2 separate regions of the Homo sapiens genome follow, and region 2 is linked to region 1. The links are chromatin loops, found by intact Hi-C in ENCODE. Cell type or tissue: right lobe of liver. All regions are shown on one strand. Links, peaks and the distances in the headings refer to the core of each region. The heading gives the core; the rest is flanking DNA.

Region 1 (8,326 bases), core at 1,698-6,697:
AAAGTCATCAATAGCTGCCACCTGAAAAGAGGCTCTCTGGTCCATCAGAGAGTCCCAGTGAACCAGGAGGCAACAAATGCTCTGATAAGTCCGCAGCCAAGGAGCTTTTTAAACCTTCATTTATTTGGGATTCTCCCCATTTCTTGGGAATTAGGAAAGCAAGAGAGAAAGATGATGGGTTAGATGTGGGTTTTTGGAGGAGCCCTGGCTCTGATGTGGAGAAGAAAGAGAGCGATGAGGCAGAGAGCTGGCCAGAAGGAGCCAAGGGGATGCAGGCCAAAAGTACTGCTGCTGTGCCCTGGCCTGGGGACTTGGTGACCAAGCAGAGGGTGAGGAGGAGAGAGCCGAGCAGATGATGGCCAGTGAAGAGCAGGTTTGGGGAGTGGGGCCCAGATGGGGGTTGCTCAGGGCCTGTGGAGACCCTTCATGTGGGTGGCTGAAGATGCTGAGCGACGTCATGCAGGACTGGGGGGAGGAGAGAAGAGGGCATGGGAGAAGGCTCTTAGACGGGGTTGGTTGGCATGCGGCTGAGAACCATGGGGGTTAGTGGGGTCAGAAGGCCTGCATGGATGAAGCAGGGGAGCTGCTGGATGTTGGGAAGCGGGAGGCAGCCAGACCTCAACTCTGGCCTAGTTGGGGGAGGAGTGCCTGGTCTGAGTCCCCAGAAGTAGAGGGAGAGGCATATGCAGAGCCTGCAGAGGGTGGGACTTTGTACACCTGGCATGAGATTAACCAAGCTCTCTTGCCCAGTAGGGGCAAAACAAGGGTTCTAGGGGTACAGCTCAGCTTAGTTCGAGGTCTGTCCCAGGGATGGCTGGGGCCAGCTCCCTTCTCTGCCTGGCTCTGGGTTCCTTTGGAAGCCGGGTGGGGGAAGGGAGGCCTGCCCCTCCCCATGCATCCTCTCAGCTGCTGCATCTTCCCTGTATGCAGGGGTGAGGGAGAGGGGCAAGCCCCAGCCAGCCCCCGTGACCCATTTTGCTTTCCCCTAGCACATGTGCCCTGAGCGGGCTGACCCGCACCTGCCGCCACCGAATCCGGCTCGGGGACTCCAAAAGCCATTACTACATCTCGCCATCTTCCCGGGCCAGGGTGAGTCAGCCTTTGCAAGCGTTACTTGACTCCTTTGGGGCCACCTGGGTGCTGGGACACTGGGCCCTGGGCCTGGGAGTATGAATAGCACTACACCTTGATTTACTTATTTTATTTATTTATTTTTTGAGACAGAGTCTTTGTCACCCAGGCTGGAGTGCAGTGGCACAATCTCAGTTCACTGCAATGTCTGCCTCCCAGGCAGACATTAGCAATTCTCCTGCCTCAGCTTCCCAAGTAGCTGGGATTACAGGCATGTGCCACCACGCCCAGCTAATTTTGTATTTTTAGTAGAGATGGGGTTTCACCACGTTGGCCAGGCTGAACTCGAACTCCTGGCCTTAAGTGATCTGCCTGCCTCGGCCTCCCAAAGTGCTGGGATTATAGGTGTGAGCCACCACGCCCAGCCTTACATCTTGATTTACAGAGCAGGGTACAGGCTCAGAGAGGCGCAGAGACTGACTCGGGCCACACAGCCAAGCCAAGGGCAGTGGTTTGCTATTACGGTGTAACAAATTACTATCAACCTGGTAGCTTAAAATAGCGCAGTTCCCCATGTTGGAGTCTAAGCACTACTTACTTACTGGATTCTCTGCTCAGGGACTTGCAAGGTCGCAGTAAGCTGTCAGCAGACTGTGTTCCTTTCTGGAAGTCAGGGTCCTCCTCAAAACTCACATTGTTGGCAGCATTCAGTTCCTTGTGTTTGAAGGACTGAGGCCCCTATTTTCTTGCTGGCTGCTGGCAAGGGGACACCCTCAGCTTCTAGAGGACACCCGCAGTCCCCTGCCACAGGGCCTTGTTGCACAGGGCAGCTGACTTCAGAGCCATCAGGAGGGCCACTCTCCAGTCGGCTGAGATGCAGCCTTATGTATGAAATGTCATGGGATGACATCGCCCCCCTCTGTCATTCAATGTCACCTAATCCAGGAGTGATGCTAGAGTTCCAGTTAGAGTGCGGGGCTCCTGACGCCCAGACTCAGGTGCTGGCCGAAGCTTTGGAAAAGGTTCAGCGGTGCGTCTGGTGCACCAGCCTTAAGTCGGCCGTGAGTGCCAAGGGGCCTCTAGGAATCCCAGCTCCCACCCTCCCCTGCCGAGTGACCCAGACCAGGACAGGGGTTCTCACCAAGCTGGGGATTGAGGACAGGGATTCCTCTTCCTCTGTCCCTCTGTTGACTCTTAAGAGGATTGAGGGGAACAAGAGAACATGTTTGGAAACACGTTTCCAGTGACACAGCTTGAGGAACCATCTCAGGCCTGCTAGAGGCTCCTCGCAGGGGAGCAGGTCTAAAGGGGACAAATGGTCCCTTTGCTGGCAGCAGACTATACTGTCCTTGATGAACTCCACAAGGCATCCGAGCGTGAGTCCTCCCAGCGGTGTGCTGAGCACCCATTTACCAAAAGGGAGGCTGAGCCTTGGCAGAGGAAAGGGGTGTGTTCAGGGCCACACACCGAGACCTGGGATCCTGGCTCTGAGTCCACTGCAGCCCCTACCCTGTGGATTTGTGCCCACTGAGCCTTGTTCAGTGGCCACTTATCTCCATCACCGCTTTCCAGGCCCAACCATGGCTCAACAGCAGGCCCCACAAAAGATGTTCCCGTGCTCAACAATGTCACCTCTAGCACTTTAAGTCCCTGGCCTGGGTGTCCTGCTGCACTGGATGAAGCTGGGGGTGGGAGATGAGGTGAGGAGGGTCTGAAGTTTTAGGATGTGGTCCCTGCCCTGAAAGACCAAGACATGTGGGGTCCACAGGGAGAAGTGTTTTCTCCCTAGCACACTCCCTGGAGAGGGAAAGCCCCCTCCCTGCTACTCCCTGCTCATGAGCCTCTGTGGGCATCCACTGTCCCTGCTCCTGTCCTGAGCTCTGCCCTGCCCCACCCTCCTGCCGCAGCCTCTCCTCAACCCTCCCTGTGCAGCGGTGTCCCTGCCACGACGGGCTGGTCCCCCGACCTCGCCCCGCTCTCTCGCACCTCCCTATCTTTGCCAGGCCACCACCGTCCCGCCCCTCCCCGAAGCTTCTCCACTCCCCAGCCTGCGGGTGCCCCTCTCACTTGATGTCCCTCCCCAGGAGTGTTGGACATTCAGTAGGGGCTGTTGCGGGCGGGCACAGCCGCCGGCTACCTTCCACCCTGTCTTAGGCTGGGTTCCGAAGAGGCAGAGCCTCACCTGGAGATTGTGTGCAGCTCCCAGGAGAATGAGGGAAGGGACGGGGGAGTCCAGCCAGGATGTGGCCTTAGCTACAGCCCAGCTTCAGCCCCATCCACCGGGCTCTTAGCAGAGTTGATTCCACCCTGAGGCAAGGGGACTGTCCTTTCTATCTCCACACAAGTCAGTCATCGGCTGAGGTCTACAGGAGGAGTGAGTACAGAGGGGGGCACCTCTGAGCCATTAGTGCCCCCACTCTCAGCAGCTGGGAGATGGGGCCCGGGCCTGGGAAGGGGCCCTGGGCCAGGCACCAACAGTACCCTCTCCGTGGTGTGAGTCCTCATAGCAGTGTCTGAGCCAACACAGGGTCCCCGGGGCCTGGCATGGAGCAGGCCTGAGGCCCCAGGGGCCCCGGGCAGCCCAGGTGAGCGGCTTCTGACCCCCTTTCCTTTCCCAGTGTTATCAGTAGCACTGGACTGAGGCCTGGCTGGCCCAAAACTCCAGCATCTGGAGCAAGCCGGCCTGTGAGAGGGCGAGTGTAGACTCCGGGACAGCCTGCCCGGTTCATCTCACAGCTCTGCTGCATGCTGGTTCATTAGCTCCGCCATCTCCGTGATGGATGTCAGCGGCTTTCCCCGGGTGGCTCCGCTTTCCCCCATGTAAGATGGAATAATAAGCGCGTCTGCTCCGTTCGCTGCAGGCGCTTGATGAAATGGCTGCTGCTGCTGCTGCTGCTATTACAGCAGGGCTAGTCATGCTGTTGTTGATTACTACTTGAAAGCCCAGTCCCAGCTGAGTCAGGGAGCACTGCCTGGCTCTGCAGGGACCTGGGGCCTCCTGCTCTGGACTCAGATCCGCCTGTCAGGGGACCCCCAGCGTGGGGCTGGCAGGTCACACCGTCCCCACCTCTGCCCACAGATCACCGCAGTGTGCAACTTCTTCACCTACATCCGCTACATCCAGCAAGGCCTGGTGCGGCAGGACGGTGAGCGCCCCCTGGTGGCCGGTGCAGGGATCGCACACGGGAGTGGGGCTGGATGGGGAAGTGCCCTCTGGGCCCACCTGCCCCTAGTGGAGGCAAGACTCAGCTAGGAGGCTGGGGAGCGGGGAGGGTTGTGGTTTAGTAAAGCGTTCACAAACTTCCTGGGTGCTGAGCTCTGTACCTGAGTCCGTCCGGCTGGTCTTTCTCCTGTCCCCAAACCTCTCCCGGCCCCGCACAAGGGGGCCACCCCTGTGAATCTCTCCCTGGCCCTGGAGGTGGTGGCCCCTCCTCCTGGTCACCTGAACACAGGGTCACCCACCTCCAGCCTTTGCTCCCACTCCACTCCATGCTGGACAGGGCCTCCCTCCACCCCCTCCCCCCACAGCCCATTCTGCAAGGCCTGGCTCCCCGCTCCTCCACCAACCTTTGCTCGCTGCTGAGTCTTCTCCTGAACCAGTCTGGCCCGACCCTCTGAGTAAGGAGCTATCTCCTCTCCATCCTGGGGGTCAAGTCCTCTTGGAGGCCAAGGCCAAGGCATGCTGGGTGTTGACACCTGCTAGGTCCCTGGATGGCCGCTGTGGTCCCCGCCTCACTGCGCAGGGTCCTTGTGAGACCCCAGGGAGGCATCTGTGCCTTGTCTAATGTAGTTCCCAGGTCTGGACCACCGCTGTGGCATGTGACAGCGTGTACCTGCTTGTCTGCGTCGGGCTGTGGGGGTGGCCGTCAGTGTAGTGCAAACAGATCCCTCGGGTGTGGTCGGCACTCAGCAGTTTCCAAGGCTCAAGAGTGGAGCCTCAGAGAGGTCCAGCCACTCACTGAGGTCATCTGTTTTGGGGGCCGGGGACCCTAGGGTGCTGTGCCAGCTGCTCTGTCCAAAGCCACAGGAGGGGACCTGGCCATCTGCCCGAGGTGACCCTGAGCTGTCCCCGACCTGTTCACCCTCTCTCTGCCTGCAGCAGAGCCCATGTTCTGGGAGATCATGAGGTTGCGGAAGGAGATGTCACTGGCCAAGCTCGGCTTCTTCCCCCAGGAGGCTTAGGGCGCGGCCCAGGCCTGAAGGGGAGCTCTGAGACAGAGCAAACACCCACCCCAGAACAAGCCGACACACAGGGAGACGGGGGCCTGGAGCCAGCCCTGAGCCAGAGGCAGAATGGATGGACAGACAGGCCATGGAGGCAGCACTGAGCCAGCACCACACGTCCATCCTGGGACAGACGGGCCTGGACTTCACGGCAAGACCCCCCTCTCTTCCCCACTGGGTTCTGCCACCACCAGGAGGATTTCAAGAAAGCACCAAAGACCAGGGAGCTCGGATCCATACTCGGGGGGCCTCAGCCCTTGGGAGGGGACACCTGAGGCAGCCAGCGCCCCCTCCCCAGTCCCCAGAACTGCCTGCAGGTGCCTTGTTGCTGGCTTGTCTTCAGAAAGGGACTGTTCTGGGTGGCTGGATCTCCAGGGTACCCTCCACCCCAGCTGCCAAGCCCTGGGCCAGCAGCACCCCCTTGTGGCCATCCTGTGCCTTGTTCCCGGTGGCCTCCCTATTGGACTACTAGGAGGGGCTGGCAGGGCCTCCATAGCACAGAATTGCCCCAAAGCCTTGTTAAGATGAGTCAAGACCCCTCCCCCGCTTCCTCCCTTCCTTTCCCCCTTCCTCCCTCCCCCTTCATAAAGGCCTCCCTTGTCACCTTCCCTCCCACCCCGTCTCAGCCCTGTGCTCCTGGAGGCCCTGCTCCCAAAACCGCTGGAAGGACTGGGGCACTTTCTGCCACAGTAGAACACAGACAGGGCTTCAGATCACCCACGCCTGTTTTCAGCTGTGGGTGGCCATGCAGACACGCGCCCTGGCATGTGGGGCCTGGGTGGGCAGGCAGGACCTGGGCCCTCCCACCCATCAGAGCCCACTCAGGACCAGCGTTCGGAGCTCCCACCTGGACGCATCCCTCACCACGTCCGGATTTCCTTCTTTGGATGGAATGTAACGCGATCTCTATTTAATAAAGGCAGGCTTTGTTGGTACAGGCTGGGTGGCCACGCGCCCTCACTCCTGCACCCTGGGGCTCTGGCCAAGGCTTGGGCATCTGAAGGAATGAAACCAAATCCTTTCCCTGCCCGCCCTCGTGCTTGGGATTAAACCCAAATCCTGAAGCCACCCCACCTCCGCCATCACCACTTACTTGCTGTGGGGAGGACTATTTGAGTCCTCCCTTAGTATTCAGAGGGCTGTGGGTTACTGGGGGATGAGCCAGGCCTCCCTCTCCCCGTGGCTGGTGGCCTGCTGTTGGGAAGAACGGCACCAAGGCTGGCTCTCCCACTGCCTCACTGTGGCACCTTGGCCAGGTCCTCCCCTGGGTCTCCTTGCATCCAGCAATGGTTACCTCCAGTCTCACAGAAGCCTGCAGCTCAGAGGCAAAGCATCGAGGCTGCCTGTTGCTCAGTGGGACAGTGGCAGGATTGATTGGTGATGTCTGCTGGAAGCACAGGCGGGGACCATGGAAGCCCAGGTCTTAGACGAGCTCTCAGCAAGGGGCAGCAGTCACAGTTGGAAGAGGTGGGGGTGGCCAGGACCTCTGAGGACCCAGAGTGGGGCTGGGAAGGTGTCTTGTGGTGGCTGAGCCCCTCCCCACCTGTAGGGATGTGGGCCCAGGCCAATAGATGCCTTCTTGGGGTGGTGGAGAGCATAGCAGCTTCTGAGTCGGGTCAGTATCTACTGGGCTGGTGACACCTTGTGGGGACTTCCGTATTGGCCTGAGGCCTTGGTGCCACTCAGCTGGTAGGTCAGGCTAGCTGTGGACTGGCCAGGACCACAGGAAGCCCTCCACCCATGCTGGGGACACCTGTGCTTGAGCTGAGAATGTCCAGGGGGAAGACTGGCAATCAAAAACATACCAGGAACACGCACAGGGCATCAGATGGAAGAGAGGAAAGCAGGCAGGCAAAGGAGGATGTCAGAAAAGGGCGCAAGAGGCTGTGTTCACTGCTGTGATCCCCACAGCCTCTCTTGCGTGGCAGTCGCTTTCTCTCCTCTCTGTCAGTCCTGGGTCAGCTGGGGGGCCAAAGGAAGTTGGAGGTCTGGGCCCTGGAGCTGTCCACCCTACCCCCAGCTTCTGTGCTCCTGGCCCAGCAACACTGAAGACCTAGGAGACACCAGACCACACTCCAGGGGCCAGGCAGAGGGTCCCATACCCCAGACCCGCGCTGCCTGCCCCTGCAATGGCATAGCCTGCTGTCAGACCCCAAGTGGGGTCATAAACAGAGAACTGAAATGCCTGGAGGATGGACATACACTCTCAGTATCTCCCAACGAGAGATAATAGCTGAGCACTGACTGTGCCAGGCATGATTCTAAACCCTTTAAATGATCTAATTCATTTCATCCTCACAGCAACCTTATAGAGTACTATTCTCCCATTTTGCAGATGAGTAGAATGAGGCACACAGAAGTGCCACAGAGGAAATGATGGCCCCGGGATAGGAATCATGAGGCCAGCCCTGGAGCCCACAGTATGAACCAGCATCCTGGATTCCCTTTCCTAGACACCTGCAATGTGCTTAAAGGTGGCTGGGGAGGGTTAGCCGACATCAGCCACGAGGGAGTTGTTCCTCTTAAATGGATTTTCTAGATAACCCACTTGGGCCTCTCTGAGTACCCCTGGCACATGTGAACATTTTAACCCTCTTTGGCCCCCTCTTCAAACCTAGCAACGACTCTGGCCTCTGAGGGTGGAGGCGCTGAGCCGAGACCAGCTGCGCACTGGCGTGCTTCACTCCTGCAGGATGCTTTCCAGTCTGCCAAGACTGTCCTGATGGAACTCCTGCCGGGGCTGTGCACCTGGGCAAAGTCGCTCCTCTCTGGGCTTCAGTTTCCTCATCTGTGAGTTGGAAATATAGGACTAAATGGCTTTCGCAGCCTCCTTGCCTTTTTCATTTTATTACGGTAAAAAACCCATAACTTGTACTACCTTAACTCTTTTTTTTTAATTGTTGTTTTTGTTTTGTTTTGTTTTGAGACGGAGTCTCACTCTGTCACCCAGGCTGGAGTGCGGTGGCGCAATCTAGGCTTACTGCAATCTCCGCCTCCCGGGTTGAAGCAATTCTCCTGCCCCAGCCTCTCA
Region 2 (7,583 bases), core at 517-5,516, 94 kb after region 1:
TGCCCAGGCATTCACTAACAGGCAGCCCATCCTCAGCCTCATAGCTGGCCGGGGAGAAGAAAGGCTATTTTGGGTCCCAGATCTTTTTTTTTTTTTTTGAGACAGAGTCTCGCTCTGTCACCCAGGCTGAAGTGCAATGGTGCGGTCTCAGCTCACTACAACCTCCGCCTCCCGAGTTCAAGAGATTCTCCTGCCTCAGCCTCCTGAGTAGCTGGGACTACAGGTGCGTACCACCAAGCCTGGCTAATTTTTGTGCTTTTAGTAGGGACGTGGTTTCACCATGTTGCCCAGGTTGGTCTCAAACTCCTGGGCTCATGCAGTCCGCCTACCTCAGCCTCCCAAAGTGCTGGGATTACAGGCATGAGCCACTGCACCCGGTCTCTGTTTACAAATTTATCACCAGCTTCATCCCCTAAGGTTATAAGCTCCATGAGGGTGGGAAGTCTGTATTGTTCACCTCTGTATCCTAAGCATCTAGAACATAGCCCGGCACACAGTAGGTGCTGAAGAACTTGAATCTGTTAATGTAGAAAGGATGTTTCATCTAGCTGAAGTGTCTTGTACAGAATAAACTCTCAATAAATGAACTGTGGACACATGGAAGGGTGAGCTAGAGCTCTGCTCAGGGGTTGAGTGCTCCTCTTGTGCCCTTGTGGTTGTCTGGTTACCTGAACTAATTGGAGTGCGATGCAGACATAGTCATGGAGTGAGACAGCAGAACTTTGCTGTCTTGTTTGTGAGCCCACATCAGGGGTTCTAGACTGGCTGGTTGACATGGTGGCCCCAGCCTGTCTCTTCAGCAGCTCGGCTTATAAAAAATAACCACCACCTACTGGGGAAAACTGCTGGAACCTTCAGATTGCCAAATTGTTCTTGGTGTCTTTTCCAGAAATATTTGCCAAACTCGAATTAGCCTTCAGGAGATTTGATAAAGCTCATGTTTAAGTCAAGAGACCAAAAGATTTTGATGGGGAGAATTAGGGGCTGGATATAGAGGGAATACTTAACCTGTATAGGGGCAGATATGGTTGTCCATGGAGATTCTGGTGTGAAAAAGTACGATGGCGGCCGGGCGCACTGCCTCACACCTGTAATCCCAGCACTCTGGGAGGCTGAGGTGGGTGGATCACCTGAGGTTGGGAGTTCAAGACCAGCCTGAACAACATGGAGAAACCCCATCTCTACTAAAAATACAAAATTAGCTGGGCGTGGAGGCACATGCCTGTAATCCTAGCTACTTGGGAGGCTGAGGCAGGAGAATCGCTTGAACCCAGGGAGGCAGAAGTTGTGGTAAGCCAAGATCGTGCCATTGCACTCCAGCCTGGGCAACAAGAGCGAGACTCCGTCTAAAAAATAAACAAAAAAGTACGATGGGAGAAAGGGGAGAGGGCAGTGGGGCCTGGAAACCTCATGACAAAGAGAATGAACACAAGAGGGCCTGTGGTCCTGTAGACTCTGTGCTGTGCACATCCCTCATGTGAGCATGGGCCATCCAGCTGCAGGCCATGGTGTGACACACTCTGCAGATTACAGTCTAGGGCTTCATGTTCCATGTGCTGGAGGTAAGGCTGGGCCTCTTGGAGCTTTCCAATAGCACCAACAAGCTGTCAGCCCTGGAGGAGGCCTAAACCTCCAAGCAAGGAAAGGTCAAGTCACAGAGGGAGGAATCACTGGTCTCCGAATGCTCATGTGTTTGCTTTTCTTCACAGCTTGGGAAACAGAAGAAAAAATATATGCCGTACAACCACCAGCACAAATACTTCTTCCTAAGTGAGTGTCCCCATCCAACACAGGGGAGCTGCCTCAGGAGGGAATGCTGAGGGAATGAGGAGGATGTGGCTGTCCAAGGGATTATGGTATTTTAAGGAAAGGGGCTAGAGGAAGTACCCCACTCCCACCCCCAGTTACTCCCTGCATGACAGCAGTTTGCCATCTCAGCTGAGCGAAGTGAAGTTAGGCTGATGATTGGTTGAAGGCAAACTAGTTCTTCCCATCCAACCCCAGTTTCCACTGGGAAGCTGGGTGTTTGGGGTGTAGAGGGGCCTCTTGCTTTATCCTCAACCTTATCTTTTTTTTTTTTTTTTTGAGACGGAGTCTTGCTCTGTCGCCCAGGCCGGACTGCGGACTGCAGTGGCGCAATCTCGGCTCACTGCAAGCTCTCCGCTTCCCGGGTTCACGCCATTCTCCTGCCTCAGCCTCCCGAGTAGCTGGGATTACAGGCACCCGCCACCGCGCCCGGCTAATTTTTTGTATTTTTAGTAGAGACGGGGTTTCACCTTGTTAGCCAGGATGGTCTCGATCTCCTGACCTCATGATCCACCCGCCTCGGCCTCCCAAAGTGCTGGGATTACAGGCGTGAGCCACCGCGCCCGGCCCCTCAACCTTATCTTAAACTTTGTCAAGATGGGCCAAGGTAACCTGGTAGAGCCCAGTCCAACCCCCAGAGGAACAAAGGTACAGATAGTTCTGGAAGGATGGGTCCTGAGGAGAGAATGGAAGAGCTGTTAGAACGAAGAAGATCTTTCTGATGACTGCCACATATTCCCAGCTTTAAAAGTCTGTCCCAGCTACTAAGGAAACTGAGGTGGGACCATCCTTTGAGCCCAGGAATTTGGGGCTGCAGTAAGCTCCGATTGTGCCACTGCACTCCAGCCTGGGCAACAGAGTGAGATCTTGTTTCTTAAAACAACAACAACTCTGCTCCATAATGCCTAAAATGAGCTTTAAACGCCTTTAAATTTTCAAATTTTTTAAAGAAGGAAGGGAAGGAGTCCACTGATCTTATTTTAGTTTGAAGGAATTCATCCTAACTGCCTATCACCAACTATCACGAATAGAGAAAGGCGATGGGGCAGAAGGGTAGAGCAGAGACCTCTGGAAGAAATAGTTTTAGAATCCATGGCACATCAAGATGGAGGAGCCATGGGTGAGCATTGTCATGCTAGGAGTTATGGGTAGCATCAGGTGCCACAGAGAAGGGCTACAGAAAAGGAAATGAGGAAGCATGTAGAATGCAACACTTCTTCAACTCCCAGTTTTCTTTCAAGAGAGGCCCCTCTGTTCCGTCCCACAGCTGACCTCCAGGGCTTCAGATTGGGGTGGCACAAGCCCATCTCCCTAGTTTAAGGAAGTGAGCTTCACAGCCTGTGAAGGATCCACAGGGTCCCTCCCAACACACACACACTTTCCTGCTCCTGCCCCTTCACCTGCATGGTGGAGCTGCCAGGAACAAAGGGCAGATGACTGTAGGGACAGGGCTGTGGCCAAGGTAAGTAAGAGAGTATTAGCACCCTTTTAAAAGTGTGGGATCCTTGGAGTGTGTATGTAGAAAAGAGAAGAAAAATGAAAAATAATAAAGGTGTGGGAGCAGAGCAAGTCCCATGCGTGGGGCCTGAGTTCCCAAGCACCTGTCACTGAAGAGTGCCACTCGCACCCCTCACCTTCCCTGGCATCCTCTTGGGAGTTTTTGCCTTCCCCAGACTTGGATTTATGCCCACCTTCAGTGCCTGCTGGTTCCAGTGGATTGCAGAGCACTCAAGCACCTGGAGGGGAGACAGAAGGGATGGTTGGAAGAGGCAGCCCCCTGCTAGAGGCCATCTCTCCCAACATCAACTGGCCCTTTCATGACCTTCCTGTGCTCATGCCTCCTCTTTGTCTCGGTTTCCTCCCCAGTTGGGCCCCCAGCCTTGCTGCCTCTCTACTTCCAGTGGTATATTTTCTATTTTGTTATCCAGCGAAAGAAGTGGGTGGTGAGTATCCATGGCCCAAGAAGCCCACATCCTTGTCTCCAGCACCCAGAGTGGGGGATAGGGGTTCCCCAGGGGAAACTTGAGACTGACTCTAGGCCTAATTTAGAACAAAATAATAGAACCAGACACAGATCCTCCTTATCTCTAAGTGGGACGAAATGATTTGAGCTTAGCAGGCAGCCTGATTCCCAATGTGTAATTTCATGCGGTCAGTGTCTCCAGAGGTTCTTGTACTGGGCATAATGCCAGGGGGCTGAGTTGGGAATGGGGAAGATGAATGAGAGACAATACCTACTTTCAAGGAAACTTCTGATGAAGCAGAATGTGGTTATTAATCAGAAAAGAGGTACAGGCAATAGGTTCTGGGGACTCCAAAAGGGGCCTGACTGCACCTGGCTTTGTGAAGTCACTTTTCTAGCTGGCCTTGAGGCTGGGCAGGGTTTCTGACAGGCAGAGGTGGAGCAGGGGGGATGAACTCTGAGCAGAGAAGCTGGAAATGAGGGGTAAGTTTGACCACCAGACATATTGTGGAGGACTAGTGTCAGGGGAAGAGTATGGTGCTTGGTTCAGTGATGAGAGATTTGATCAGGGCACTGGCATGGACTGAGCCATGGTCCTGGCAGATTCATTTGGCGGCATGCTGAAGGATTTAGATTGGCTAGGAAGAGCTAGAGGCAAAGAGACCTTGTAGGCCTTGGTACTTTTGAAGGGGACATGCAAGAAGGGCTGGGGGGTGCCAATGGGAATGGAAGAAAGGAGCAGTGGCACTAGATACTGCAGGATTGGACCCCTGAGAAGCTGAAGATGAGTGAGTCTGGATAACCAGGAGAATGGCTGCACCATGCAAACAAAGAGCTGCTGAGAGGAAGAGGAAGAGTTGTTCGTGACTGTTATGCTCGCTGCTTTTCTCACTATAGGACTTGGCCTGGATGATTACCTTCTACGTCCGCTTCTTCCTCACTTATGTGCCACTATTGGGGCTGAAAGCCTTCCTGGGCCTTTTCTTCATAGTCAGGTAGTATTCGGTGGGGGCGGATAGGGACTGGTGAAGGAAATGTTGGGGAGTGACCAGTCTGGTCTAGGGGCCGTGCTGGGGCTTTGGGTAACAGTGGGTGTTTCAGGAGTTGGCTTGGGAAAGTAGACAGGCTGGAGCAGTTATCTGAGGGGGGAATCAGAATTCTGGGCTCTGTGTGTACTGTTTTTGTCTGTGTAATACATCTAACAGGTTCCTGGAAAGCAACTGGTTTGTGTGGGTGACACAGATGAACCATATTCCCATGCACATTGATCATGACCGGAACATGGACTGGGTTTCCACCCAGGTAAGGGACAGTCACTCAGAAGACTGGAGCATAACACAACTATTGAAAAGGATGCGTAGGTGAAAACAGCAAAAACAAAAAGTCCCCCAAACAGCATTTTCTCATTAGCCTGAGGCTCTTGTTCTGCAACCATGTGAAGGGAGTGACCAAGACAGTCTCATGTCCCTTCCTCAGCCAGCTTTACCTGGAGAATGCTGGGCTGGCCTTTCCATCTGATATTCAACATGCTCTCCCCTGACCTTTTCCGCCAGCTCCAGGCCACATGCAATGTCCACAAGTCTGCCTTCAATGACTGGTTCAGTGGACACCTCAACTTCCAGATTGAGCACCAGTGAGTAGGGAGCCTGGGGAAGCAGGGTCCTGGGGAGGGTGTAAGTGTTGGGTACAGGTGGGAGCAGAGAAGCAGGAACCACTGACTCCCCCGTTCTCCCTAAAGTCTTTTTCCCACGATGCCTCGACACAATTACCACAAAGTGGCTCCCCTGGTGCAGTCCTTGTGTGCCAAGCATGGCATAGAGTACCAGTCCAAGCCCCTGCTGTCAGCCTTCGCCGACATCATCCAGTGAGTATCTGAGACCAGGAAGATGGCTAGTAGGGAGGGAAGAGGGCAGGGCAATGGAAATGATGACATGTAGGGTGGGGAGTGAACAGAAGGTGTTCCCAGTCGTGTGGGATGGAGTTCACCATGGCAAAGGCAGGATTCTTTATTGGACCTGTGGCCAGGTCAGGCCTTTGCCCTCATTGGGGTTCCCCTCAGTACCATGGCCCAAGCTAGCTTTCTCTAAAGTAGAGGGGAGGAAAACCTCCAGATGGAAGAAGGCCTTAACCTCACTGCTCCATCTCCGGTGGGTTCAACTCTGCTTGTCTCCCTCACTGTCTGCCCCCATTTTGTCCCTGCAGCTCACTAAAGGAGTCAGGGCAGCTCTGGCTAGATGCCTATCTTCACCAATAACAACAGCCACCCTGCCCAGTCTGGAAGAAGAGGAGGAAGACTCTGGAGCCAAGGCAGAGGGGAGCTTGAGGGACAATGCCACTATAGTTTAATACTCAGAGGGGGTTGGGTTTGGGGACATAAAGCCTCTGACTCAAACTCCTCCCTTTTATCTTCTAGCCACAGTTCTAAGACCCAAAGTGGGGGGTGGACACAGAAGTCCCTAGGAGGGAAGGAGCTGTTGGGGCAGGGGTGTAAATTATTTCCTTTTTCTAGTTTGGCACATGCAGGTAGTTGGTGAACAGAGAGAACCAGGAGGGTAACAGAAGAGGAGGGACCTACTGAACCCAGAGTCAGGAAGAGATTTAACACTAAAATTCCACTCATGCCGGGCGTGGTGGCACGCGCCTGTAATCCCAGCTACCCAGGAGGCTGAGGCAGGAGAATCGCTTGAACCGGGGAGGTGGAGGTTGCAGTGAGCTGAGATCACGCCATTGTACTCCAGCCTGGGCGACAGAGCAAGACTCCATTTCAAAAAAAAAAAAAAAATCCACTCATATAAAAGGTGAGCTCAGCTCACTGGTCCATTTCTCAGTGGCTTCTCCATCCTCATTTGCAAACCTCAGAGGGATAAGGCAGTTGAACCTGATGAGCAAGAATTATAACAGCAAGGAAACATTAATGCTTAGAATTCTGAGATCCAGCACAACTCAGTCTGTGGGAGCTCAGCTCGCTGCCCAGGGATAGGTATGACCTATGTCTGCCTTAGGCTGCTGGGAGATGCCATTCTCCAGTTTCAGAAGCAGGCAGGGCAAAGGTCAAGACTGTGGTATTGGGGTCTTTTGGCTCTGAAGGATCCTGGAACCACTGATTTTGGTTTATTCCCTCCAGGGTCTAAAGAGAACAAGAGGTGCTAGCTCTTACCAAAACAGATGGTAGAGAGAGTTGCTGGCTATTTAAAAAGCTCTTTCATCTTTTAATTCACCTCTTCTTTTCACCTCTTTAACCACTCCTCAGGAACAGAACACTTCTAGGACTGGGGGTCTTTTAGCTCCATAAGCAAGTGAGCAGATGGGACAAGTTAGTCTTTTCTCCCTAGAAACAAAGGGGATGCCCAGTGGTTTCCCTTTGCTTCCCAACCTAAAATTTCAAGTTTAATAAAATAGCAATTAGCAGAAGTGACCAAATTGGGAGATAATTATCAGTCATGAGGAAAGACACAGATTTCGGTCATAAAGAATGTAAGGGCTATAAGTAGAAACTTTCTATAACCTAAATGATGTTATAGAATTATTTTTGAGCAGGAGCAGAAAGATTAAATATGATCACTTCATACTTCTAAATCAGAAATAGGAAGATTAAAACCACAGAACAGTTTGTGATTTCTATTGCTGTAGCTAGGTATCTTACTCTGTCCACTCTTGTTCAAGTATCTAACTCTTCTGGAAACCAAATAGGCTTTAGAAGAGATTATCCTATATTCCTATCAGTATAATACTAAAATGTAACTTTTTAATCATCTGGTTTTTAAAAGATAAACAGTTTAGCCCATCTCTCCAGAGAGCAAACATAGGAATATGA

What was found. A loop is a pair of places that touch in the nucleus more often than their neighbours do. Peaks named below come from ENCODE experiments on the same cell type or tissue, not always from the same donor. Only the 100,000 strongest peaks of a DNase experiment are listed, where the experiment ranks them.
Region 2: a loop joins it to region 1, with 2.6 times the contacts of the local background. A loop is called at or near these places in 80 of 110 quality-filtered maps.

What each region holds. Positions count from the first base shown.
Region 1 is chr11:61,895,205-61,903,530 of GRCh38, reverse strand. RAB3IL1 (RAB3A interacting protein like 1) reads left to right here. Exons shown (of 10, transcript NM_013401.4): 8 at 990-1,089; 9 at 4,151-4,217; 10 at 5,171-6,230. The coding sequence ends at 5,253. Among named protein-coding and RNA genes, the nearest start is that of FADS3, 7.8 kb to the right of the region's middle. RefSeq lists enhancers at 3,943-4,012, 3,124-4,095, 4,063-4,112 and a silencer at 4,463-4,512. In right lobe of liver, for the core only: CTCF peaks have their summits at 4,033, 4,234 (motif pointing left) and 5,716 (motif pointing left); DNase peaks (open chromatin) are centred at 4,220 and 5,720; H3K27ac peaks cover 393 bases.
Region 2 is chr11:61,800,851-61,808,433 of GRCh38, reverse strand. It overlaps FADS1 (fatty acid desaturase 1), which reads left to right. Exons shown (of 12, transcript NM_013402.7): 6 at 1,710-1,770; 7 at 3,673-3,749; 8 at 4,667-4,764; 9 at 4,975-5,071; 10 at 5,323-5,402; 11 at 5,508-5,633; 12 at 5,972-7,583. The coding sequence ends at 6,023. Among named protein-coding and RNA genes, the nearest start is that of MIR1908, 11 kb to the left of the region's middle. In right lobe of liver, for the core only: no CTCF peak of the experiment used is centred there; no DNase peak of the experiment used is centred there.